Linked DNA regions of Mus musculus: regions 2 and 3 are each linked to region 1. The links are chromatin loops, found by intact Hi-C in ENCODE. Cell type or tissue: left cerebral cortex. All regions are shown on one strand.

Region 1 (8,000 bases):
ATGTGTGTACCCATGTGGATGTGTGTATGTCGCAGCACCTGGGAGGAAGGAGGTCAGTGGATAACTCGTGGGTGGTTTTTCTACTGTGAGGGTAAACTCTGAACACCAGGCTCACTGGCAGTCACCTTTACTTGATGAGATAGCTCTCTGGCCCATTATATAACCTTTATAAGCCTCGCTTGTGAAGTGGACACAGCTGTGCCTGCACTCTGAGCTTGCAGTAGGTCTCCTGGGGTGATGTGTGGCAGCCACATCACGGTTCTGAACTCTAGGGGAACAGCTACATTACACCTCACTCTCGACATCTTTGCTCATAGCGGCCAGAGATGCTCATTCTACCTGTCAGGAGCATGGATAGGGTGTGAGGCTCCCTAGGTCTGTTACCTGAGAGGCGGCAAATGAGACAAGCCAGGATGTCTTTGGTGCCAGCTCCGGGGGCGAGGTCTGAGCATAGAGAGAAGGGTTGCCTCTCCAGGCATTGAGCCTAAGCCCTGCCTTTCAGTCCACACCTTGTAGTCATCAAGTCATTCTCTGATGATCTCTGGTTGCAGACTATTGTTACATTCCTGGGTCATGACTTCTAGATCACAACTCCCCAAGAGCCCCAAGTTGGGGTGGAGAAGGTATCAGGGATGCATCCACTTGTGGTCATCTTTGTTCTTGTCATTCAGTAGGGAAGGGTAAACTCTCGGAGGCACTGTGAGAGTCAGGTCCATTCACATGCCAGGTTGGGAAGCCACAGGCAGTGTCCACCCCCAGAATCTGATCTTGTCAGTAGATGTGGGGCTGAGGGTGGACGGTAAGGTCATGAGCTCCTCTAGTCTATTTGGGGCAACCTCATTGTTTCCGGTGCCTGGTGCTCACTGCATCTGCATCTCTGGTGTCCTGGTTGTTCTTAGGTGTGGCCTGGGGCTTAAGCTCTGTGGTTGCAACCAGGGTTTGGGTCATTGTGGTTGAATGGATACCCTTGCCTCCGTGTAGACTTGCAGTTTTTTTTTGTTTGTTTGTTTGTTTGTTTTTCTGAATTTGCTTCCCACTTGTTTTGGCCTTTCTGCTCCGCATGAGGGAGAACCCCTCTTTGTGGTTTTTTTGGTCCATAGTCATTTCTGGGTCGGCTCCATCCCACCTGAGAGGTGCCCCATCCTCTCTCACTATCTCAACCCCATCTCTTGCACACACAGGGCAGTTGGGCCTCATACAGGTGGCTGGAGACCAGGATCTAAGGACGAAGGCACAGGGGGTCCCTCTGCCAGCTGCCAGCTGGGCAATGGCTGCGGCTGCTCAGGCTCCTGTTGATAGTTTTTCATCTGTGGATTTGGGTGGATGACTGAAGCCCAGACCAAGCCGGGATCCAATGGGTGGGGCCTCAGTATTACTCTGACTGGACAGGCTATGGCTGTGCTGAGGAGGGGGGGAGGGGGCAGGAAACCAGGGCCTTCCCGTCTAGTGCTGGGGCAGTAGTTCCGTCTCCCACAGGCTGGCCCGGCTGAGACAGGGACCAGCCTTCTGACTCATCTCTCCTCTCAGGTTCCTGTCCACTAGGCCCTTGTGTCAGCACAGGAGGATGGTCACTCACCCCACAGCAGGCTTTGCTCCCAGGCTACCAGACACCTGACAGGAGTTGCTTCCTTTCCTGAAAGCTGAGGGTCCTGCGGGTGGGACTCAAGCCACACCCGTGAGCCTTTCCGAGGATTGTTGTGGTCTAGGCTAGCCCCTGAGCTCACACCAGTGGACACCCCTCCATGAGTCTTGCCTGTACCCAGGTTGTGCTGAGCTGCTCCACCCTCTGCTTCCAGCTTCTTGCTTCCGGCTGTGATCGCTCTGTTTTCTTTCATTTCGTACCTCAGAGCAACAGAGGCCAGTAGAGGTTGAGAGTCTTGTTCCAAACTTCTGAGCCATCAGACAGCTGGAGTGAGGGTCTCACCCAGTCTCCCTGTGCAGGTCTTTCCTCTGGTGCCTACCTACTTTACAAAGGGGCTTGTGACAAGTGTTAGTGCCAGTGTCATGGTCACTAGAATGACCTGCCCGGAGATGTCATTCAGCGCGTCAGGCGGCTCTGCCTACGGTGAAAAGATAAAGGATTAGCGACAGTATGATTGGGTCTGCCTTGCATTCTGGGGATGTTCAAAAGAGGGTCTGGTTGTGTCTAAGAACTCCAGAGGTCGCTCGCCGAACACCTTGCTGTGTCATGCAGATCCTGTAGACCTTACTGAGGTTAACGTGGACACGGCCATGTTACCAAGGGGGAAGCTCTTTGCTTCCAGTGTTCCCTGGATTGGTCACCATTCCTGCACGGTCACTCTGTGTTCTTCAGACTGCTAATTCTGAAGGCTGCCCCAGCACACGGCCACAGGGAACTCAGTGGTCCTTGGTTTTTGTGGGTTGTGTGGGATCTTGGGTTCATGGTGCTGTGTGGCTTTGGAGACGTCTTGGGAGATCTCGTGACCCCAGCCCCTATCAATCAGCCAGATGTCTTTTGGTCATATGCTTTACTGCTATCTCTTGGCTCTTGTGGAACATGTAACTGAGTTATTTCCCTTTTCTCATTGGCTGCCAGGAAGCTCTATCCCATAAGCCTACACATTGGCAATTAGAGCTGACCCAGCCCCTTCTTTTAGGCTTTCACAATCCTGTGTTCTTGTTGCCTCATTTTCATGGCCGAGTTTCACTTGAGAGGATATAATCCCCTGGCTCTTCTGTTTCTTTAGCCTTTAACTAAATAAACATCGATGGTGGGTGGGTCAGGGCTGGCTAAGCAGGTTAAAACGTGTGGTTTCCCCGAGGCTACCATCTAGCTAACTTCTTCCCTGCCCAAGTCCTCTGTCCCCTGCTTGGATGTCTGCATAGTATGCTGGTGCCTTGGAATCTCTGTGTCCTGGGTTTGCTCAGGTAGTGGATGTTCAGCTTCATGTTCCCCCGGCTCTCTGTTCCCTGCTCCCCATGCCGCTTTAAGAGCATTTTGAAGAAAGAAGCCACCTGTGCAAGCTTAGCCTCAGCCACTCCCTGCACAACTCCCAGCTCCCTCTGAGGCCACCTCAGCAGTCTGCAGCCAATCACAGGTCCTCACGTCCACCTGAGCAGGGCTAATGCTTGGTGCTAAGACAAGGAAGTCTTGACAAGATGTGTTGAAAGTTGGGGGTAGGGGGGTGGGGTGGAGAGAAAGGCTGGTAAGCAGTGTCATTGGGGTGAAGAAGAAAGCCTCAAGGCTGGGGTGAGGTGACAGGGATGGTTCTCAGTCACCAACCCTGTCCTCAGACACCTCTCCAGCTCTCCATGGGTACATGGTCACTGTATTTCCACAGAAAATAAACTTAAAGCTCATTGCAGACTGTGCCCACTGCTTTATAGGCTCTTGGGTCCTCTTCTCCCAGGCAGCCATACTAGCATAGTGCATAAGGTTCCAGGGGCCGTTCATGCGTTGTGTGCACAGTTGGACACACGTGCTTTGTGGTTTTCCTTGACGTGGTTTTCTTTGTTTGCTTTTGGCTCGTTTCCATAAGCATCGTCTGCCTCGTTCAGAAAGACAGCCCCAGGATGATAGCGTCAGGAACGAGGGAGCCCAGGTTCTGTGGAGTAGAGCAGTAGCCTGCACCCTCCCTTCAGGAGCTTCAAAACGATTCCAAATTGTGTGTGCAAAATTGGGCACAGGAAGCATTTTCTGGGAAGACGGACTGTGTTTCCAAGGAGCCTGTGGAACAGGGAAGGTAAACTGCCTCGCTGTGGTTTGCTGAGATTCCCATAGGGTGGCAAGAGGGACTTGGTGAAGGGCAGAGCCCTTGGGTCCTTGGGCCTATGAGGACAGTGTCAGATGGGGAATCAGGCTGGGTCTGGTGGTTGGTGGGGCATGGCAGAGACACGGGAGCACTGATTTCTTCTGGAGAGTGACTTTGAGCTTTCCCACAGTTCACAGGGCTTCCCTCTGTCTGGGGTGGACTTAGCCTTAACTGGCCCTGAACATGGGGCAGGTCCTTCCAAAGGCAGAGAGGTCCTTGTTAGTGTTTTGGAGGAAAACCCCAGGTACAAAGAGCTTTAGGTCTTGACACACAGTGTCACTCAATCTAGGGACAGGCAGAAGCTGCAGGCCACTCCTGTTAGTGGTGTTCTGTTCAACACTGCTTCTTCAGTCTGGGCAGCGTGAGGGCCGTGCAGGGGTAAAGCCAGACTGCCTATTGCTGCTTGCCTCTTGGTGTGCAGCTGAGGAAGAGTATCTCCGTGGCTCAGAAGCCACCATCCCTCTTCACTGCAATCTGCAGCATCATACTTCCACCCACCGTGGCACCTTTGGCTTCCTCACACAGTAAGAAGATGAGAGCTAGGAGGCTGTACTACCAGTTCTAGCCACTAGAGGGAAGCAGAAATACCATCACAATAGCCTAGCACAGAAAATTCTAGCAGGGCAAGTGGTTTGGGAAGGAGGAGTGGTGGGTAAAGCCCTACAGAGGTCTCTCTCTGTTAGAACAGACTCTAAGGGTAACAGGTAACTAGTTCTGAGGTGCTTCCCTAAGACATAAAGCAAAATTCAGAAATCTAGGCAAGGTTCCCAGCAGGTAAACAATGGAGCTGGGTTGCTCCATGGGGCTGGTGTCAGAGGTTGTCAGAGGTCACTTGTCAAACACAAAGCAGAATCTTGTCCTAATGCTGGGCATGAATAAGTGCATCAAGTCAGTTAGCAAACAATGATCTGGTTAGGCCACCTTTATAGACAGGGGAAGTGAAGCTCAGGCCCAACTGGTGCCTAGCCAGTGTGTGCTTAGCCTCTGACCTGCAGGCTTGAGCCCTTAGTTGCAGATTGGAGCTTCCCTGTATAGCATTCTCCACTCCCAACCTGACCACAGAGCTGCAGTCCAAGCCATCTCCAGGCTGGCCACCAGGTCCTCTGTCTTCTAACAAAAAGGTGGGATTCTGGGCTCCTATGCCCAAGGTTTGATCCAGTAATGAGGGAGGCCATAACAGAAGCCCAGGAAGGGTCGTGGGCCCCCAAGTCTGGCTTGGGAGGACCAGGGCATTGAGAAATCTCTTGCAGAGGCCAAGGTTTGCCTGGGAACCAGAGGACCTGGTTCCAGGGCCTTTGGTTTCCAGGGCAGATGCCTCCAGCATACCAAGGACCCTTGGCCAGCTCTGGGCTTGGCTGTGCCAGGCTGGCAGGAGAGCAGAGCACTTTCAGGGGCTCCAACATCCTCCTTCCTGTTCTCATGCTCTGGCTTTGCCCTCCTGGAAGGTGGGCACATGGCACTCAGCCAGGCTGCAAGCTGGTGACCACAGTGTACCCTCTGAAGCTTGAGGAGTCCCCTCACCTTAGGCCTGGCTTTGAGTTTCTTCAGGGTGGAAGGGAAACTGGGAGAAAGAGCTCGAACCATCTGTTCCCTTCTGGGCAAGATGGAAGGCCCTCCTCTGAAGAAACACTCATTGTGTAATTCTGTCTTTAAAGTTGGAATTGCAGGCCTAAGGGTCAAGAAAAGCTGTTTTGATGCAAACCAAAGGGAATGAAGTAAGAGATGGGCCAGGAGCAGATCCAGCCAAGAGATTTGAAAATGACTTGGAGAGCACCTAGCCTGAGCTGGGATCTTGTCTCTCCCCGCTTCTTGGGGCATGGACTTGGAAAAGCTGTTGTACCCAAAGAGCCTCAACTTTTTTCCCTGCTGTGGGTTGTGAAGTGCTGACATACTAGCTTTGAGGTTGGGGTTGAGGCAGTGTACCTGAGCCTGAGGGTGGGAGACTGGGAGCCCCTTGGGAGTGCTGACTTTCCTTGGTATCAATTCCTATGTAGTTTTTGGTTAGTGCCTGTTGGTCTGGACTGCTGGTAGACATCTATGAAGAAACACAGCTGAGTTTAGTGACCTCACAACTGAAGCAAGGGGGCTGGTATTCCTTGAGGCACTTGTCAGGGACCTGGGATTTGAGTAGAGAGGGCTCCCCATTACTCTCAGCCTTCCCTCCACGGGGCAGAGGCCTCTGCCACAGGGGTTAGGATGGGTGTGGTCCAGATTGTGTGACTTTGAACACACTGAGAGACTCTTACTAAAAATCTGGACTGGACCGCTTGCCCTATTAACTGTCTCTTGGTGGTGACTCGGTGCTGATTTCTGCACATAGTATGGCTTTTTACATTTTAAATAGGAGCCTCAGAGTCCAAACACTGGTAGGCATGGCCATTTTGGCTCAGACCCTGTGCATTTCCCCAGGCTAGCAGAGCCTGCAGCTCCCCATTCTTCCTGGGGACAATGAGCCAATGGTAAAGGGATGAGAGCACAGGTCTGAGCCTGATCCAGAAGGACCCAGGCCCCTGATGTTTCTCACATGTGAGCCATAGACTGATCTTTAAATTCTCCATTTGAGCAATGGAAGTGGGTGGGCTCCTGCCCTACCAGAACAGTTTGTAAGGGATGACAGGGTGCCCAAGATGGCAATGCTTATTTGCTTGGGAGACAGGGGTTCACTTGTCTCCTAGAGTAGCCAGGAAACACAGCAGATTGTGGGAGGGATGTATACAAAGGATGCGAGCTTACACACCAGCCATGAACTTACACACGAGCCACGAGCCAACCAATACATGGACCTCATGGCAAAAAGGATAAAATGCAGTCTGTGACTCAGAACTCATAAACTTACCTGCTCCTATCCTTGCCCCTCCTGTGCTGGTTTGTGGGTGGCCTGGGACAGAATCACGTGCATGTTTGAAGGCCAAGTGTGCTTAAGCATGAGATGTGTCTTAGAGGGGAGGTATACAGGCTCCAGATGGGGGTTGAAGCAGGTCATAGGCCCCAGCAGGCACTGCTACCCGTGATGTGGGTTATACCTGCTTACAGAGTGAATCTGTTTGTTTGGCTAAAGGCCTTAGCCCTGTGCAAGCACTTAGTAGGTATTACCTGAAGTTGTACTGGCTTTGGTGTTTTATTGGGCTTGGTAAAGTTTGCCTTTGGCTTTCAGGTAACTGCTGTGTGTGCTGCATATGGTTGGAAGAAGACCCCTGTCCCCAGCTGTCCCTTTGGAGCTACCTTCTCCACCTGAAGGCCTGAGGTGACTCACTTCCATCACAGGACCAGTTGAATTCCAGAAGGTGAGGCTTGTTTCCACGACTTTCTAATACAGGACCCACGTGGGCTTCTCGCCTGAGACACTTGGGCGCACATGCTAGCCGGCTCCTGCCCACAGGAGCCCTGGGATGGTCAGAAGGAGCATGGCTTGTTAAGGGTGGGATATGCAAGCTGTAGCTTGAAAGTTAGGGCTTCACGGCTCAGGGGTGAGGATAGGTCGGCTGGAGCGCCCGAGACAGTGTCAATGTGGAGAGCAGGCAAAGTCACGTGTCATAGCCTGGGGGCAGACTGTGGGACACAGAAGAAGGGCAAGGAGAGAGGAACTGGTGCCCAAGCCAACCTGCCTGCTGCCTCCACAGCCTGTTGGCCTCGGGGCTGTGCAGATCACTGGTCCGCCTTACAGCAGTCCTTCTTTGGGAGGTGTTGAGGTCCTTGGCACTGAGTCTGGAAGCAGCCCTGGCATCTCTCGGGACCTGGTGGCTGAGGCAGCATCCCCTGGCCTACCTTGTGACAAGCTTGGGACTTGCTTGTTGTGAGCCCATGGGATAGGCTTTCCTTTTCTATTTTCCTGTGGTTCCTCCCTCCCCCTCCTCCACTTTTGTGGACTGAAGGGCTGGGGGAGTAGCTTGGGGCCAGAAACAAGCCCTGAGTCCTATGCAGAGAGATCCATCCCAGTAGCCTCTGGGCCCTGCCCTTGCGCTAGGCCATTTGACTTATAACACTGCAGGTGCCTAGGTAACTGGGCATCTGGAGGCAGCTGGGTGCCCTCATTTGCAAGGTAGCAAGGCCATGGTCTACCCACCGTGGACAGTTCCTGGCCCAGCTGGATTCTGCTGTCAAGTCAGAATTCATGGAGCACAGGGGTCTCTGCTCTCCCGGATTTGTGTTTGGGGAGGGGAATTTGGTGTGCATCTTTCCTTTAAGGGTTAGAGGAAGACAGAGAAAAAGATCATTGTCTGGGGTGGG
Region 2 (8,000 bases), 92 kb after region 1:
TTTTCTATTCCCATGCTGAAGGGGAAGTCATTTCTGTTCCAGATGCGTGAGGTGCCAGGCTTCATTACTTCTAGGGATTCTGTCCATGTTCTTGCTCTCGATTCAATTAAAACAAACTGAGGTAATTAATTGAATTTGTTATTTGATTAATAAAGATAGAAATTTGGCTAAGTTGCCGTGAAGGAGGAAGCCATATTGAGACATGAGGACAGAGGACCCTGGAAGCCTCATTCTGATTCTGTTTCGGCCTCCCTCTTTGGCCCGCTCCTCCTCGTTCCTCCTGTGTACCCACTGTGTCATCTATGAGTCCCTGGTCACTCCAGCTAGGATCAGGAGACAGAGCCTCAAAGTCAGGGGTGGGAACTAGAAGGAGTAAGGAGGTGGCTAAGGGGCAATGATCTGCGGTGGTGGAAGGTGGGGGCCAGGGAGGAGCCTCCATACACCTGCAAGGGCCTTCGTGCTGGGAGGACAGAGGCTGGGGCAGCCTGAAGAGGGTGTGCACAGGAAGGCTTAGGCCAAGTGCAGGGCAGAGAGGAGCAGGAGGGGTAAGCCAGGAGCACCACCCAAGAGTGGTTCTGTCCGTCAAGAGAAGACTGGGCACGGGTGGAATCTGCCAGCACTGGCTGTGGGTCATACAAGGGAGGAAGGTCCAAGCTGGGACCCAATGTGGAGAATTACTGCATATTGAGAGTTAAAACTCTGAGGGCCTCCTAATAGGGCACAAACCTAGCAACTCCACAAGATTCGGGTCTGCGAATTTGATTCAAGGACATAGAATTAAACACCTGTAAATAGATTCAGAAGGCAAATGAAAAGCAAGGGGAGAGATTTGAAGCTTGCATCACATATGAAGGTTGAATTCCTTTAATATATAAAGAGCCCCTCTGAGTCAATAAAGAAGAAAACCTCCCACATAAGAAAGTTGGGGGAAAGGTTGGAAGGGAACAGTGTGTAGGAATGAAACCATGAATGGTATTTGTTTATTTATTGGTGTATTTGCTTAGCTAGTTTTATGGGAGGGGATCTCACGGAGCCCAGGATGACCTTGAATACCTTATTCTCCTGCCTCCACCTCTGAGTGCTGGGATTATAGGCATGTACCATCTCACCCAGGCTACAAATGGCTTTTAAACAAACGCAAAGTTGTTCATTCTCTTTCTATAACGAGGGAATGCAAATTAAAAGTGGGCAGAGATTCCATTTTTATACGTAAGATTGAGCTGGGTGTTGTGCGACACTATTCCTAAGGAGATGTGAGCGTCTACTCACCCCACATAGAGAACCAGGGACAGACCAAAGTAAGGATAGCACCAGGGTCCAGTGCAGTGAACCAGTGGGTCTGTTGGGGTTACTTATAGCAGCATAGATTGGGGGTTATTTACAGAGGCAGCTGCATCACAGAAAGTCCAGTCTAGCATGGGTAATGAGTTAATGAAAGCTGGAAGCCAGGATCTTTCTGCATAATTTGCCAGCGGCTCCAGAGGTCAGAGTGTCTCCTCTCCTCAACAGTCCTTACACCACCGGGAAAGGAGGGGGTCTATGAATCTAGAAAGCTTCAGAGACTTCTCGAGGCTTGAGGTGTTTGCTTCTTGCGTCTTAAAGAACTTTGCTTAAGAACTTCCTAGGTCTTAAGGCCCCTATCTGAGGGATACAATGTTTCAGTTCAGAGAAAATTGCTACAGAGCCCTCCACCCTTCCTCCAGCTCTTCCGATCTTTCTGCCTCCTATCCATGCAATTCTCTGAGCCTTGGTGGAAGTCGATGGAGATGTCTAAGCCTCCAGGTTACTCTGCCACAGAAATGGTTGTTTTCAGGAGTGTCACTAGTGGTTATGAGTGCCTGCAGCTTACCATTATTTGTAAAGGAAACGTCCTTTATGACCAGTTGTAGCTGACAATAGTGCTCGATGGCTGGTCATAAGCACAAATGCTTAAAGAGCAGTTTGACATGCACATCATGTTCGTTTGACAAAATAGCTGTTGCTTCCCTTCCTGACCACAGGTTTTTGTCCAGGTTCACAGAATCTGGGAGTGAATTCCCTTCTGTGGACAAGCTTTAAAGCCTATCAGAAAGTTGTTGGTTGTACCCAAAACTGTCTGTGCCACAAGTAGACCTGTAGACACATCTTTATTGACATTCAGATGGTGTTGCATGCAGCATCTTCAACCAAGTAGAACTATTGGCTAAACTTTCCTGCAGCAACCTATGACGCACCTTTCAACATTAAGAAAGCCCGCCAGCAGGGAGTATGTTTCCGGTTTAGTCTCAGCCTGATTTCTCTATGTCATGTGACCAACTTATGTATCCTTTACAGCCATATAGGGTTAATCTAGTCCTGGCACACAACCAGCAGAAGTAGCAGTGCCCTTGTCATTTGGGAGGCTTTGGGGGGTTTCCTGGCCAACAGCCCATGGGGAGGCTACCCACTCTTGGCACTATAATTTTTACTTAACAACCTTATGGCTTTGGGTACTTGTCTTTCTCCAGACACAGGATATCCTCTGGAAAAAAAATGTTACTGTTGATTTTACTTTTCCTCCTAGATGTTTTTGTAATCTGTAAGAAACTCTGAGACGGAAGTGTTGGCTCGGTGGCTAAGGGCACTTGTTCTTGCAAAGAGCCTGGGTTCGACTCTCAGCACCCACATGGGGGCTCACCACGTCCTTGGACACTGGGTACACATGGGGTGCAGACATACATGAAGGCAAAATACTAATACATATGAAATGATAAAATCAATCTAAAAAAAAAAAGGTAGGACACTCAAGCATTCTCATTGTGTAACAAGGCCTTTTTACAGAGAGTGCAGGATCTGGGAAGGTCTACCTTTGTCTATTTCAATTAAGTGCAGTTGACCTTGAGGGGCTAAGGGGATACTGAAAAAGAAACATTTGCAAGGCCCAGTATGATGTGAAAGAGTCTCATCACTTTTATCAATTCTCTAGTCAAAAGATCAGTGTCGGGTACGGTGACATGGAAAGGAGACACTGCCCCATTTGGCCTTCTGTGATCCATACACGCGTTCCTACCACAGACAGCCTTAGCAGGACTGGCTTGTGTTGCATAGTCTGGCTTTGGTTCAAGAGCTTCACTGTAGCCTGCTGTGCCTGTTGTTGGAGCAGCCTCCTCGTTCTGACAGGTTCCAGGCCAGCTCTGTGGCCCTTAACTTTCTCTCAGCCACATCTGACTGCTGAAAGAACCCCAACCCTAACCCCCACCCCAAACGGAGTGAGCAATCTCCTCTTTCAGCATACTCTAGGGTGGTTGCCTATCACTAGGACAGGTTTAATTTTTTTCCTGATAATCTTTTGAACCTATAAGGAGTTGATTCACATAGCAGTTGGCTTTCTGTTGATTTTTTTTCCCTAGAAACTCCAGCTTGACACAAATCTCTCCACATTTGCCTCTAAGTGCTCTACACAGACCTGTTTATTTTTCTTTCACACTCTATTGGTTACGTCCATTCTAAACAGAGGCTCATTAAGATGGGACATAAACAACTTACATATCTCAGGAAGTCCCTGAGGCTTACAGAATTCACAGGGCCCCTTACTCCCCAAGATTATATTTAAAAGTAAAGACTCCTGAGGGGAGACCCTCCCAGCTGTTGGGCTCATGGCAGGGCCCTCCTGCTGATGGGCAGGGACTTAAGGACTTCCTGAGACCTGAGCACAGAGGGGTGAGTAGATGAGGACTTAGGACAAATGGAAGGCACATGTGTGGCTCATCCTATAATGCTAAAGCTAGGAAGACTGAGACTGGAGGGTTGCCTTGAGCATTCTGGACTATGCATGTTAGGGAGCCTGGGACAGGAAGTCCTGAACACATTATTCACCACGTGCTATGCTCTACAGTTGGGTCCCCCTGGGTGGAAACAGACCAAGTGTTTTGTGATTAAAACCTAGTTCAGAGGGCCGGGTGTAAAGAGGGCTGGGATTAAAGGCACACGCCTTTAATCTTAGTACTAAGGAAGCAGAGGCAGGTGGATCTCTGTGAGTTTGTAGCCAGCTTGGTCTATGTAGTGAGTTCCAGGCCAGCCAGGGCTATAAAATGTGAATCTGATTTTAAAGACAAGCAACCAACAAACAAACATCACACACAAAAGAGCTAAGTTAAAGCACAGCAAAATGACTTACCTACCTTGGAACTCCTTAGCACCTTTACTTGTTAGAGAAAGTTGTTTTTCTTTTTATATTTCTACTTTGAGACAGGCCCTGAACTCTTATCTAGGCAGTGATAACTGTGAACTTCTGCCAGCATCACCTCAGTGCTGGGGTCTCACGCGTGCACTGTGAAGTGCTGGGGGAATCAGAGCCCAGGTTCTCATGCATGCAGGGCCTCACCCATGCTAGCTAGCACAGTGTTGATCAAAACCATGGTTCTAAGACTGATGCTCTGTCCACCAAACTCCAGCTCATGGCACCACATTTTCATGGAGGGCCTTGAAGGATTGGTGTGCCTCGGAACATCCTTGGAGAAAAGCCAGTCTGTCAATAGTATCTTAGGTGATTCCTCTCCTCTTCCTCCTCCTCCTCTCTGCCTCTAAGTGAATCTGGCTTGTGAGATGTCAACATGACAGTAAGTCACAGGCAAGCACTTGACCTGCTGTTCTAGATACCAGGAAGCCTCTTGGCTAGGCAGTGTCACTAGAAACTCAAACTTTACCTGGCATTCAAGGCTCCAGCCCAATACTAATGCACTCTGAGAGAGGCTCCTGGGTCCAGTCTTCCCTGCATCAGCCAAGGCCTTCTCCCCGCTGCCTAGGGTCACTATTCTTGGGCCTGAGTCTGGGCCTTTCTTTGGGTAGGAGTGTCTAGCCTTCCTCCTCCATGGCCACTCTTTTTCCCGACCATCTTAGCCCTGTTTCCAAACTCCTGGGGTGCTTCTTAAAAGACAGAAGGCGAGCAGCTCAAGTGTCCATTCCAAATGATTGTGAAGCCATGCTTCTATGAACCTGGAGGCTGTAACTAGGCACCCAAAGGGGGCACTCAGTGACCAGGGACTCTAGTGGAAGCCAACCCCTCAGGAGGAATGGCTCTGACTTCCCAGCTTTCTCAAGCAATCCCTCTAACACTTGTGCTCTCCACACCCAGGACGCTCAGTCTGAGCTCCTTGCTCGTTCCATTTTTCCCTTTTCCAGTTCATTGCTAAAGCTGGGCATGGTGGCACACCTGAAACTCTCAAGGTCCTCCTTGGCTACATAGAGCAAGGCCAACCTGAGCAAACTAATAAGTATTTAATATCACCAGCCCTCCAGGGACAGTCTGCATTTCCAGTCAGTTTATACAAGGCTTTTCCTCGTTCCTTGTTGAGACAAGGTCTCACTATGTAAACCTTGAACTCCTAATCACTCTTCTCCCTCTGCCTCCCAAGTGCTGGGATCATAACGGAGCCCCGGCTGACCCTTTGGAGTTGTTGAAGGAAGTGAGTTCATTTACATTTAGGGAGCAGTGCCTGGCCTGAGTCAGGGCTTCAAGCTGTGCGGTGATGTGATCGGTGATCGGCTTACCTTCCCTGGACCTCAGATCTCTCAGCTACAAAATACTAAACAAAGGATGGTAACAGATGCTATCTGCTGTGTGTACCTCTTGGGACTGTGATAATTAGATGAGATAGTGTGATAGGAGCTTGGTGACTTGGGAGCCACTTTGAGCCTCAACTGTTACTATCATTGCATTACAAAGTGATTAGTCCGTCTGTAAGGGGAAGAGAGCAAGCAGCTATCCCTCGGCTTGGGATGTCTAAGGCCCACAGGGATTAGCTCCTGGTGGTTACCCCAGCCGAGATCTTTTATCTGAACCGCCAGAGACTAGACGTGTATCTCCTTTTAGATTTTTGGAATGTTTGCATCTACATAATGAATACCTATCTTAAGACTCAAGTCTAAACCTGAAATCCATGGTTTCTTCCTATATGCCTCATGAGCAGTCTGGATATAATTATAGACAATTTTTAAAGGACTTGGGCACAAATGGAGTTTCATGGTTCCTTTTTTTGTCTCTGTGACAAAGTACCTGACAAAGGCAACTTAAAGAGGGGTTCACTGTGGCCACAGCGGGAGGGCGCTTTCCAACAATGTAGGGAAGGCGTGGCCTCGAGAGCACCAGTAGGCAGAAGCAGAGATGCTGGTGCTCAGTTCTTCCTTTTCAGCCCAGACCTCAGCACATTAGATGGTGCTGCCCACACCCCACTCTAGACAGTCCCGAAAAGTCATGTCCAGAGGTTCGTCTCCTTGGGAATTCTAGATCCTGGCAAGTTCACAGTTAATATTAACCATAATGAGTGCTATGGAACTTTCCACATATGGTATGATGTGATGGAGGGCTCAGAACAGTTTTGGATCTGAAGATGAGGGATGAGAGCCTGGGTTTATTGAGCACTTACCATGGCCAGGTGCTTTGCCCAAGACATGATGCGCTATTAGTTGAATGAGACACCCTTCTTATCATCCAGGCATACAACCTCAAAACCCATATTACAGGTGAGTAAACTGAGGCTCAGAGAGCCTGGATTGCATTCCAAGGTTGCAAGGCTCCAACAGGACACTCTGGGTTCCACACTCACCTTTTCATTACCTTATCTTTGCCTCTGACCGGTCTGCATTTCCTCTTCTTCCTACCCACCCCTACCCAACCCAGCACTAAAGGGAACCCTCTCTCCTTAGGGAAACATCACTTCCAGGCACATCTGCCCTACTGGGGCTGTGCTGTGTGGTGTTAACTGACAAGGAGATGGCTTGAGAAAGAAGCAAGCTCATTATCTGGCAGAAGGCTTAGCACTTCCTGAGGCTCCACATCGTCCTCCGATGTAGCTGGCTCACCCCTAATTGCTGTCTCTGATACTTTTCTTCCAGAATTGAAAACTGAGCCCATTCACAGGGCAGGGAACAGTGGCCTGGCAAGCGATGCAGAGAGCCTGGGCCTGGGAGTGGCCTGGGAGAGCCCTGCCTCCTCCACCTTGGGCCACCCTCAAACATCACCCACCAGCCCTCCTTAATCATGATGATCCTGACCACAAAGGTCTCATCTTTGCCACTCCAGGTGACAGGGTCCCTGGTGGGAAGCTGCCCTGATCCCGAAATGCCACCCTGGCCCCGTGGATACCCAGAATCCAATTAAAGCCTCCATTAGAGCCAAAGAAAGATGTGACTGGAGGAGATGAAGGGGGATGCACTTCTAATTAGACACACAGCCACCCACCCCTGTCCTTTCTAGATAAATGCAAAGGATGGAGAGGAGAAGTAATTAAAACTTGCACGTAGCTTTATCACCATGAGCTCCACCCTTCTCAGCTCTTGGGTCAGGCTGATTCTTGCCAGCTTTTGAGGAGGAGGCAGTTTGGAGGAAGGCAGGCAGACCCGATGATCAACCCACCCCCACCCCTGTTCGAATGGGGCTGGGAACTTCTTAGGGGCATGGGCCAGGTCAGTTGGCCTGTCATCTTCTCTTTCTCCCAGCAATGCCATGGCCTTAAAGATAGAGTCTTACTACAGCTCCATCGGCCTCTTGAAAGAACCAGGACCCAGGTGCTTTTCTCCAGCCCTGCGTGTTTATGGCTGCCCTTGGTGGTTTCTGCCCACTTTCTTACATTCCCCACCAATATAGCTCCACCTCTTGGGGGCCTATAGCAGACAGGGCCACCTATCTGATGTGGAGACCTGTGTGTGACACCAGCCCTTCCTTCACCCAGGGCCAACTGCAAAAGGCAGAGGGGAACCTTGGCAGGTAGTCCAGTGTGGTGAGAGCTGCCAGTCGGGCTGAAGCTGCAGGGAGACCCCAGGGGCCAAAGCAGATGGCTTCTTTCAGAGTCTAATTATCCACCAGCCCAGAGCCAGAAGGCTCTAAGCACAGCAGCGACTGTGTTTCTCTTGTCCTGGGTGTAGCTGGGCAGGCAGAGCATGTCACTGGCACTGGGTGCTCCAGCCTCACTACCGTTTCCTGTTCTCTTCCTTCAATCTCCCAGGTGTTTGGGAGCCCTGGTTGTGACTGATTCATCCCAGGT
Region 3 (8,000 bases), 200 kb after region 1:
GGCTGGGACTTCTCTAAAATAGGAAATCAATGGAAGACCAGGAGACAAAGCAGGAGAGGGAAGGGGAAGGGGAAAGGGAGGGGAAACAGAAAAAGCCAGGGCTTCATGGCTGCTCAACCCCAAGAGGGAGGGAGGCAGGGGTCCTGGCTCCACAGCACCATGGGCCCTCTCAAACCCATGCCAGCTCATGCCAGCCTGCTGGGGAAGTCCCTGCTGTGGCAGAAACAGCCTTCCCCTCCCCCCACCCCCAATCTTAAGCAGATGCCTGTCACCCTGAGCAAGAAGCTGTCACCTCCATCAGGAGGGCGAGATGGCTCAGAGCTGCTAAGATGCCTAAGCTGCAGAGGCAGGGCTGGAGGTAGGCTCAGGTAACTCTGGAGGGAGATCCTGCTCCAGCTCCTCTGGCCCTAGCATATCTCTCTCTCTCTCTCTCTCTCTCTCTCTCTCTCTCTCTCTCTCTCTCTCTCTCTCTCTCTCTCTCTCCCTCTCTCTCTCTCTCTCCTGCTCTCCACCTCATTTTATCTCATTGCTCTCAAGTTCTTTGTCTCCACCCCCCCCCCCCCACCCACACACACACACACACATCCCATCCTTCTTTCTCTTTTGGCTCTCTTAAGAAAAATGGCTGTGCTTGTTAAGCGGGAGATCAAACATCCCCACCGGCTGAATACATCAGAAGGGTCCATCGCTTTCACATCTGGCTCTTTTTTCCCTGTGACACAGGCTTCCCGCGGTGGGGGCCGGTGGGGGTGAGAAAAATCAATGCAAGCCCTGTCGCCATCTGGCCTGGTAACAGGACCAGAGGGGTGACTAGGGCAAGGGAAGGAACATGAGGGTGCTCTGATGGAGGTCAGGCAGGGCCTTTCCAACACACACCACCACTCGGGAGGCAGGCCCTCTGCTAAAAGCCAGGTGTTCAGAGGTGGGGGTGGGGATGCAGCCTGCTGCTCTCCTGTGGTCAGGAAGGGGGACCAAGGCTCTGCAGCATGAAGGATGATCACAGCAGGGGCCCCAGCTACACACAAGCCATTTCACTTGGTTCTGCAACAGTCCCTAGAGGGTGTCAGCCTTGTGATACCTGTAACTTAGGAGGTCCACACAGTCATGCCAACCAGGGCTGGCTACACCTTACAGAAAGAGCCTGGCTGTCCTGCTATGCTCTCTCAGATGCCTGTAGTGTTGCAGAGGTGGGAAAGTTGGCTTGTAACTCTGAGTTAAGATGACATTAGACTATGAAGGTGCAGCCTGGTCAGGCCCACAGATGGGGATTCTGTAGGAAGGAGAGCAGAGGGTATCCCAACTGGTCTTTATCACGCTACCTGCGCAGGCATCCCCCTTGTCCTCCGGCCTTTTTGAGAGATGGAAACTGCTGCTCTGAGGGACAGGAGAAGATAGAAAGAGTCGGAGAGATTCAGAGTCAAAGAGAAACCCAAGACAGAGGCAAAGCAGAGCGCTGGTGAGCCTCTGCCACCAACCCCCAGCCCCCAGCCCTGCATCCAGACACTCCCTCTCCACTCCCACTTCTGCATAGTGTCTGCAAGTGCAGAAGAGAGCACACCAACATCTTCTGAGCCTCCTAAGGTGGTCAAGTCAGGTGTTCAACTTGAGCGCTCCACTCCCTAACAGAACAACCCATCCCCACCTTCAGGGGAACAGAGGCAACTGCTCAGAGATATCAGAGCAGCCTGGTCCCTCTCACACAGCCCCTAGGAGCATACTCTCTCTGTCTCTGTCTCTCCATCTCTTTGTCTCTCTCTGTTTCTCCATCCCTCCCTCCCTCCTTCCTCCCTCTTCCTCATGCCCCACTGCCAGGGTGAGAGGGCTCATTACCCACCCACTCACGGACTCAGGTCCAAAGTTGACTGAGAGCAACAAAGGTTGAGTCAGAGGCCTGCTGGGCACTGCCATGGAGGGAGGTAACAGATGGTAGTGCCAGCCCATGCTGCTGCCCAAGCCACCCGCTCAGCATCCCCACAGTCCCCAGAGGTGGTTGGTAATGTTAGGACCCTCCTCGGTCAGTCTCCTGGAAGCATCCTTGCTGGAAGAAACATCAGGCTCAGGCAGCTTGCTGTGAGTAGGGAAGGGGTGGGGGACACCTGAGTGCAGGGCAAACCAGGAGTTTAGGTCTTATTGGCAAAGCCCCGCTCACCTGGCCTTCTTCCGTCAGGCTTCGGGCAAAAGTCAGCAGGGTGCCCATCAACTACCCCATGACCTCTGCCCCTACCACTTCTCTAAATCCCATTGCCCATCTGACCCTGACAACCTTGGGATTTGGAGACTGGGTCTGGCAGGGACCTACCACCCTTGACTGTTTTCTTTCTGTTCTTAGGGAGAGTTCTCGCCACCTTCCAGTCCAGTGGTGGGCTGTGACCTGCTCTGAGTGGGGTAGCCTCATCCAGGAGCAGAGTTGCTACTCGTCTGGGGATGAGAGATAGTATGTCTCTAAGAGACTTTTTCAGAGTAAGCACACAGAGCTAGCCAGGGTGACAAATGGAGTCTCCAGCTCCTGAGCTCCAGAGAAACCTCTGAGCTGTCTGTCATGCTCAGGGAGTCAGGTCGGGTCCCTCTGGGTTTAGGGATGGGGAAGGAGAGGTATCTGACCTGCCACTGTGGTTGCCATGGGAACCACAGTGAGGCTGGGCTGAGAAAGTTCTCCATGTGACTGGTTATTGTGATGAGCCAGGCAAGCTTGAGGAGAAGGGAGAAGGGGCTGAAGCAATCTTTTGCCCTAAGAAAAGCGATACCCTGGAAAACAGACGAGAAAAGGCATTTCTCAGACTCCAAATCCTGGCTGCCTTGCAAGTTGAAGAGTAGGGAGGGTCCAACCCTATCACAGCACACATACACACACAAACATACTCTCTCTCTCTCTCTCTCTCTCTCTCTCTCTCTCTCTCACACACACACACACACACACACACACACATACTTACACAATCACTCTGTGTGTGTGTGTGTGTGTGTGTGTGTGTGTGTGTGTGTATACAACCTTGGTTATCATTTCCATTTCCTAGGTTTTTGGGGGGTTGGGGAGGGACAGGTCACTGGCCTGAGACTCACCATGTGATCTAGGCTGGACAGCCAGAGTAAGCCCTGGGGATCAGTTTCTACCTTCCTAGACACTTGGATTATAAGAGTGTTCTACCATGACTAGCACTTTTTTAATAGCACTTTTATTTTTAGTTATGTGCGTGTGTGCATAAACCACGTGTGTGCAGGTGCCATAGAGCTCAGACAAGGGCAGATGCCCTGAAGCTGGAGTTACGTGTGGTTGTGAACTGCTTGGTGTAGGTGCTGGGAGCAGCAAGTGTCTTAAACTGCTGAGTCATCTCTCCAGCCCCTAGCATTTTTTTAAAATGTGGGTCCTGGGATTGGACTCAGTCCTTACCCTTACAAGATGAACACTTTACTGACTGAACCATCTTCCCAGCTCTTTAGCACGCTTTGCCAACAGCCATGTGGCTTTCCAAGGAGGCAGAGAGAATGAAGTTCCTATGTTTCTCTACTCACAGGCTTTTCCTCTGCCTCCTGTTTTCTTTGAAGCTGGGAGAGAACCTGCTGTCTTGGGACGGGGTAATGATACAGAAACCAAGAAGGCAAAGCCAGGTCCTTTGGGCAGCAGCAGCTTGACTCTTGACTGGATCTCTTCTTGGAATTACTGGCATCTGGAAAGATCAGGGGCTGATAGAAGCTGATGGTGGGAAGAGGAAAAAGGATCAGGGATGAGGGTGTGGGATCATCCCCAGAAAGTGAGAGGAGGTGACAGCAGCCAAGGTATTCAGGGGGGAGGGGCAGAGACTGGCTTTTCCCATTGAGGCCAGTGGTGGCCAGTGGTGCCCTTACCAGCAGTGTGGACACTGCCCACCCTTGTGAGAGAGACAGCTGCCCTTCCAGGTGAGGATGGTTCCTGTTCTCCATAGGTACAGAAGACCGACATGAGTGATCCCCAAGTAGAGTATCCTTTGTCTTCCATGCTTCCATTCCCAATGGGGACAGATATAAATAAGCCCAGAATGCTGTCTGCGGAGACCATGGTGGACAAGTTACTCCTGTACAGCTTACTCTGGTGGCTTTGTTATAAAGGAAGGTTCCAGATGCAGAGACAATGAGGCTAGATCCTGCTTGTGCTGTGTATTAACTGTGTGGTCTCAGCCAAGTCAGAGTCTCAGAGCCTCAGTTTCCCCACCTGACCATGAGGATCCTGAAGTGTTGGGAATTCAGCTTGTGACCTCAACTCTTAAAGTGCTGGATAAATATTAGCTGTCGTTCATTCGAATACAAATGAGATTTTTATCCCCTTTGTCCAAGTTAACTTTAGATAGGGTTTTTTTTTTAAGCATACTTTTATTACTTTCAAGAGCACACAGTGACACCTATTGGGTGACTCCGGTATTGGCAGGAACGTGGGGATGCCTGTGACAGTCAAGGATGACAAAGATAATCTTCTGCATGTGAAGAGGAAATAGCTGGGATGAGAGCCTCAGCACTGAACAGCCAGTTTGTAGCCTTTGGAAGGTCAACGATGCAGACGTGTTAACAGGACTTCCACTTTACAAATGAACATACTGCCTTGCTATATCACCAAAAGGACTTAAGATTTTTTCCCAAGTTTTATATATATCTATATAAACTATGATAGTATTTCCTAAAATATTTGTGAAAACTTAATGATACACATCTGTAATTGTATTGTTCTACATTTTATTGAACTTCTTGAGGTTTCATTTCATGATGTAACGACCCTGAAATAGCTCAAGTGCATAAACTACTGATGTAGTGGTCTACTGTATATAACATCTAATACATAGTACAGCCAGTCACGAGAGGTTTCGTTTGGTTAATGGAACATTTAAGATTTGTGTCTTGAACACTTTGCCAAATTTTACATCAAATGCAAAAAAAAATAACACAAGAAAATGAAAAAAAAAAAAGACATCTCTCTGCATCTGTCTTCAAAGGCGCTTCTCGGATACTGGAAGGTTTGTCTGTCTGCATGGCTCCCATGAGGCGCTGTGACTTTTATTTGCTGATGGGGCTCTTAACTGAGCTCCAGTGCTCAACCATGAGCCTGATTATCACCGACCTGGCACAAAAGAGGAGAGAGATCTTAGAGAAGGCCCAGTCCACAGGCATGGTCAGAGAAAACAGAGACTGAGAGCCCAAGGACTGTCCCCTTAGTACAGAGCAGCAGAGAACCAGGCACAGAATGGTTCACAGCCTGGATGATGGTCGCCTGGGGTTCTTGAGTCACCCACCCAAACCCTGGGTTACCTGCTTCTCCACAAGGTCTCCTAGAGGCCACAACAGAAGATTCCTCCATACCCACTGAATTCCATGCATGCCTTCCTCCCAGAAAGGTACAGTTATCAGTGTGGACATGGCTGCCCAGAGAGACCATACTTTCCAGCCTGAGATTCCTAACAATGGGATCTGAGCAGAAAAGGTGTGTGCCTCATCCAAGCCAGTGCCTTTAAGACAACAGGTCTGTTTCTGTCTTGCTTTATTTTCCCCTCTGCCTGCCTATAGCCATGGCTGAACCCAGACTTAACTATAGAGACACTGCTAACTCCCTAGGGGACGACAAATGTCCCTAAACCTCCAGATGACTCTGCTATTCCTGTGGAGAAGGTGGCCTTTGCAGAGACACAAAAGCAGATCTCTACTTGTTATGGCAACTGAGTTAAATCCATAGAGAAGGTATAATGATGGATGAATAACCTCCTTAAGGTGGTATGCCACAGCAGCCTTCTTGGGGAAAATGCTGTTTAACTTTGGAACTTGACTGAAAAGGGAATTAGGACTGTGGGAGGGATCTGAGTGTGGATGGTGCCCTAGAGAAGGCACAGTAGGCGATGGGATAAAAGTTGGATGGGTGTAGAGTAACAAGAATCATAGCACGACGGGAGGGGAACGGGGCAGGAATGGAGACTTGAGATTTCTTTCCCGAATGGACCTTGTCTGGTGTTCCATTACATGAAAGGCAGCTATTGCAGTGGTCCAAGCCATGGTGAAGCCTCTGACCCAAGAAGTGCTATTAGTCAAGGAGGGCCGGCAGATGTGCCAGGGTCTCTTGTAGAACTCAAAGGACGCACTGGATTTGGGGGTGCAGAGGACTGTGAAAGGTGACCCCTGGAGGTTCCTGTAACAACTTGCCTGAAAACGAGCCATAGCTGGAGCAGATGGTGCATTGGGGGAGCTGCAGGGGTGACAGCTGCAGGGGCTACCAGGTAACAACATCATCTGCCCCTTCAAATGAGCTTGGGCCACGGAGGATGCGGACTTGGAGAAGACTGCCTCTGAAAAAAAAAATAAAAAAGAATAACCTGTGTGTCCATGGAGGGAGGACAGGCTAAATAAAGCAAGAGCTGTTCTATAACAGACACATGGGTAACCATGGTGCTCTGCAAATTAGTAAGCTCCCACCTCCAACCCAGCACAAAGCAAAGAAGCACGGGGCAGAACGGCAGACACGGGCTGCCACCATTGCGTACGACTGAAGGAAACACACGGATTTAAGCACACAAACACAGAGCATAAATAGTTTTCCTCCAGCGTAAACACGCTGTATCTGGAAGAACACACAAAGGACAGCAGCCCTGGCTGCCTCCAGGAAGGGGAACTGGGACAGAGGGCGACCTTTAACTCTGCGTCCTTTTGGTGCTTGTTTTTGAATGTGTCAACTGCAAAGAAGCATTAGCTGTTCAATAATGAATAATTCTCATTAATAACTCCAACCGAGAGATGGAGGAGCTGCTTGCTGCCTAGAATGCAGACCCAAGAGCGGCTGTCAGGGGCAGCTGTACTGATAAGCCCCTTCGTGCTTCCCCACCTAGCCCTCCTCACACCTGTCCCAGTGCAGATGGCTCTAGATTTTTGCCCTCCTGCCTTAAACCCTGAGGTAAAGTAAACTGAGACCAGTCCAGTTGCATAGTTTTCATTGTTGCTATTGTCTATTTCATATTGCATATGAAAAGAAAACATTGTTTTACTTTCTTGAAGGCAAATAATACACAGACACACAGACACAGACACACACACACACACACACACACACACACACACACACACACAATCAGTTCCACAGTAGCTGATGGCTTCAGTCAACCCACACCAAGGTCAGAATCCCAAGTCCACATAGTGTGTGCTGAATACAGTTGTATCTTTCATATGACAGCTTCTTCAAAGTGCCTTTGGGTGAACCCAGTGGAGGCAGAGCCAGAAGAGAACTTTACATATACATACTCCATCTGAGGGACCCCAGTGGGTTGTCCTTGAGGGCCCTGTGTGCAGACCCAAGATCTCTGAGGAAGCAGATAGGAGACAGGCACAGAGGCTACCTCCTGAGAGCACCAATCTCCTGGGGAGGGGACACCCCAAAGAGAGAGGAGGCACAAGTGTCCCATTGCAAGAGACATGCCAGAAAGAGACATTCCAGATGAGGGCTGTGGTCAAGAGCAGATGCTGAGAGCTCAGAGGAAGCCCAGAAAGGGGAAACGAATGGGCATAGCTGTTTCACGCCCCTGGCCTCTGTGGCTGCTGAGACTGAGGTTCAAGGAGATGGCTGAGGCTCCAGGGAAACCTAGTGGACGGAGCCAGATTTGAGCCAGGTCAAGCCTGTGCTCACACACAGCATATCCTAAGAAGAGCAAGTGGGGATGCGTCTCCCTCCAAGTCAGATGTGGGCCTGGGGAAGAGGGGGAACCCAGGCAATCATTTCATGCACAGGCATGCCTGGCAGCTCGTTGGCATTTTATAAGAGGGTGATAACCCTGGGAAGGTCAGTTGTCTTCTGGGTCACACAGCTAGTGAGTGCCAGAAGTTCAGTTCCAGCCTAGGCAAGGCAGCCTCTGGAACTTGTTCTCTGGCTGCACTCTCCCAAGAGAGCTGGGTTCCATGTTGAATGGGCTGCCTGTCAGCTGTGTTCAGAGGATCAAAACCAACCCAGCCAGAGTGGATGAATTAAATTTGGGGGCAGAGAAGGAAGGGGTTGAAAGGTGTGT

Evidence for each region. Hi-C counts contacts between places; a loop is a spot of excess contacts. Peaks named below come from ENCODE experiments on the same cell type or tissue, not always from the same donor. Only the 100,000 strongest peaks of a DNase experiment are listed, where the experiment ranks them.
Region 2: it touches region 1 in a loop (2.2-fold over the local background); 12 of 42 quality-filtered maps call a loop at or near these places.
Region 3: a loop joins it to region 1, with 7 times the contacts of the local background. A loop is called at or near these places in 34 of 42 quality-filtered maps.

The regions. Positions count from the first base shown.
Region 1 is chr2:92,604,767-92,612,766 of GRCm38, forward strand. It overlaps Chst1 (carbohydrate sulfotransferase 1), which reads left to right. Exons shown (of 3, transcript NM_023850.2): 2 at 6,928-7,057. Among named protein-coding and RNA genes, the nearest start is that of Chst1, 9.1 kb to the left of the region's middle. In left cerebral cortex, a CTCF peak has its summit at 4,328 (motif pointing right); DNase peaks (open chromatin) are centred at 218, 235, 357, 1,429 and 3 more places; H3K4me3 peaks cover 988 bases; H3K27ac peaks cover 6,947 bases.
Region 2 is chr2:92,696,481-92,704,480 of GRCm38, forward strand. No RefSeq gene overlaps it. Among named protein-coding and RNA genes, the nearest start is that of Gm13816, 42 kb to the right of the region's middle. In left cerebral cortex, no CTCF peak of the experiment used is centred here; DNase peaks (open chromatin) are centred at 1,210 and 3,099; H3K27ac peaks cover 3,061 bases.
Region 3 is chr2:92,806,789-92,814,788 of GRCm38, forward strand. The region is part of intron 1 of Gm39880 (a long non-coding RNA gene); the gene reads left to right. Gm32413 (a long non-coding RNA gene) reads left to right here and starts at 99. Exons shown (of 2, transcript XR_374794.3): 1 at 99-358; 2 at 4,400-4,931. It overlaps Gm13791 (a long non-coding RNA gene), which reads right to left. Exons shown (of 5, transcript XR_001783401.2): 5 at 6,159-6,296. In left cerebral cortex, a CTCF peak has its summit at 4,379; DNase peaks (open chromatin) are centred at 3,391, 4,374, 5,084, 5,763 and 1 more place; H3K27ac peaks cover 4,589 bases.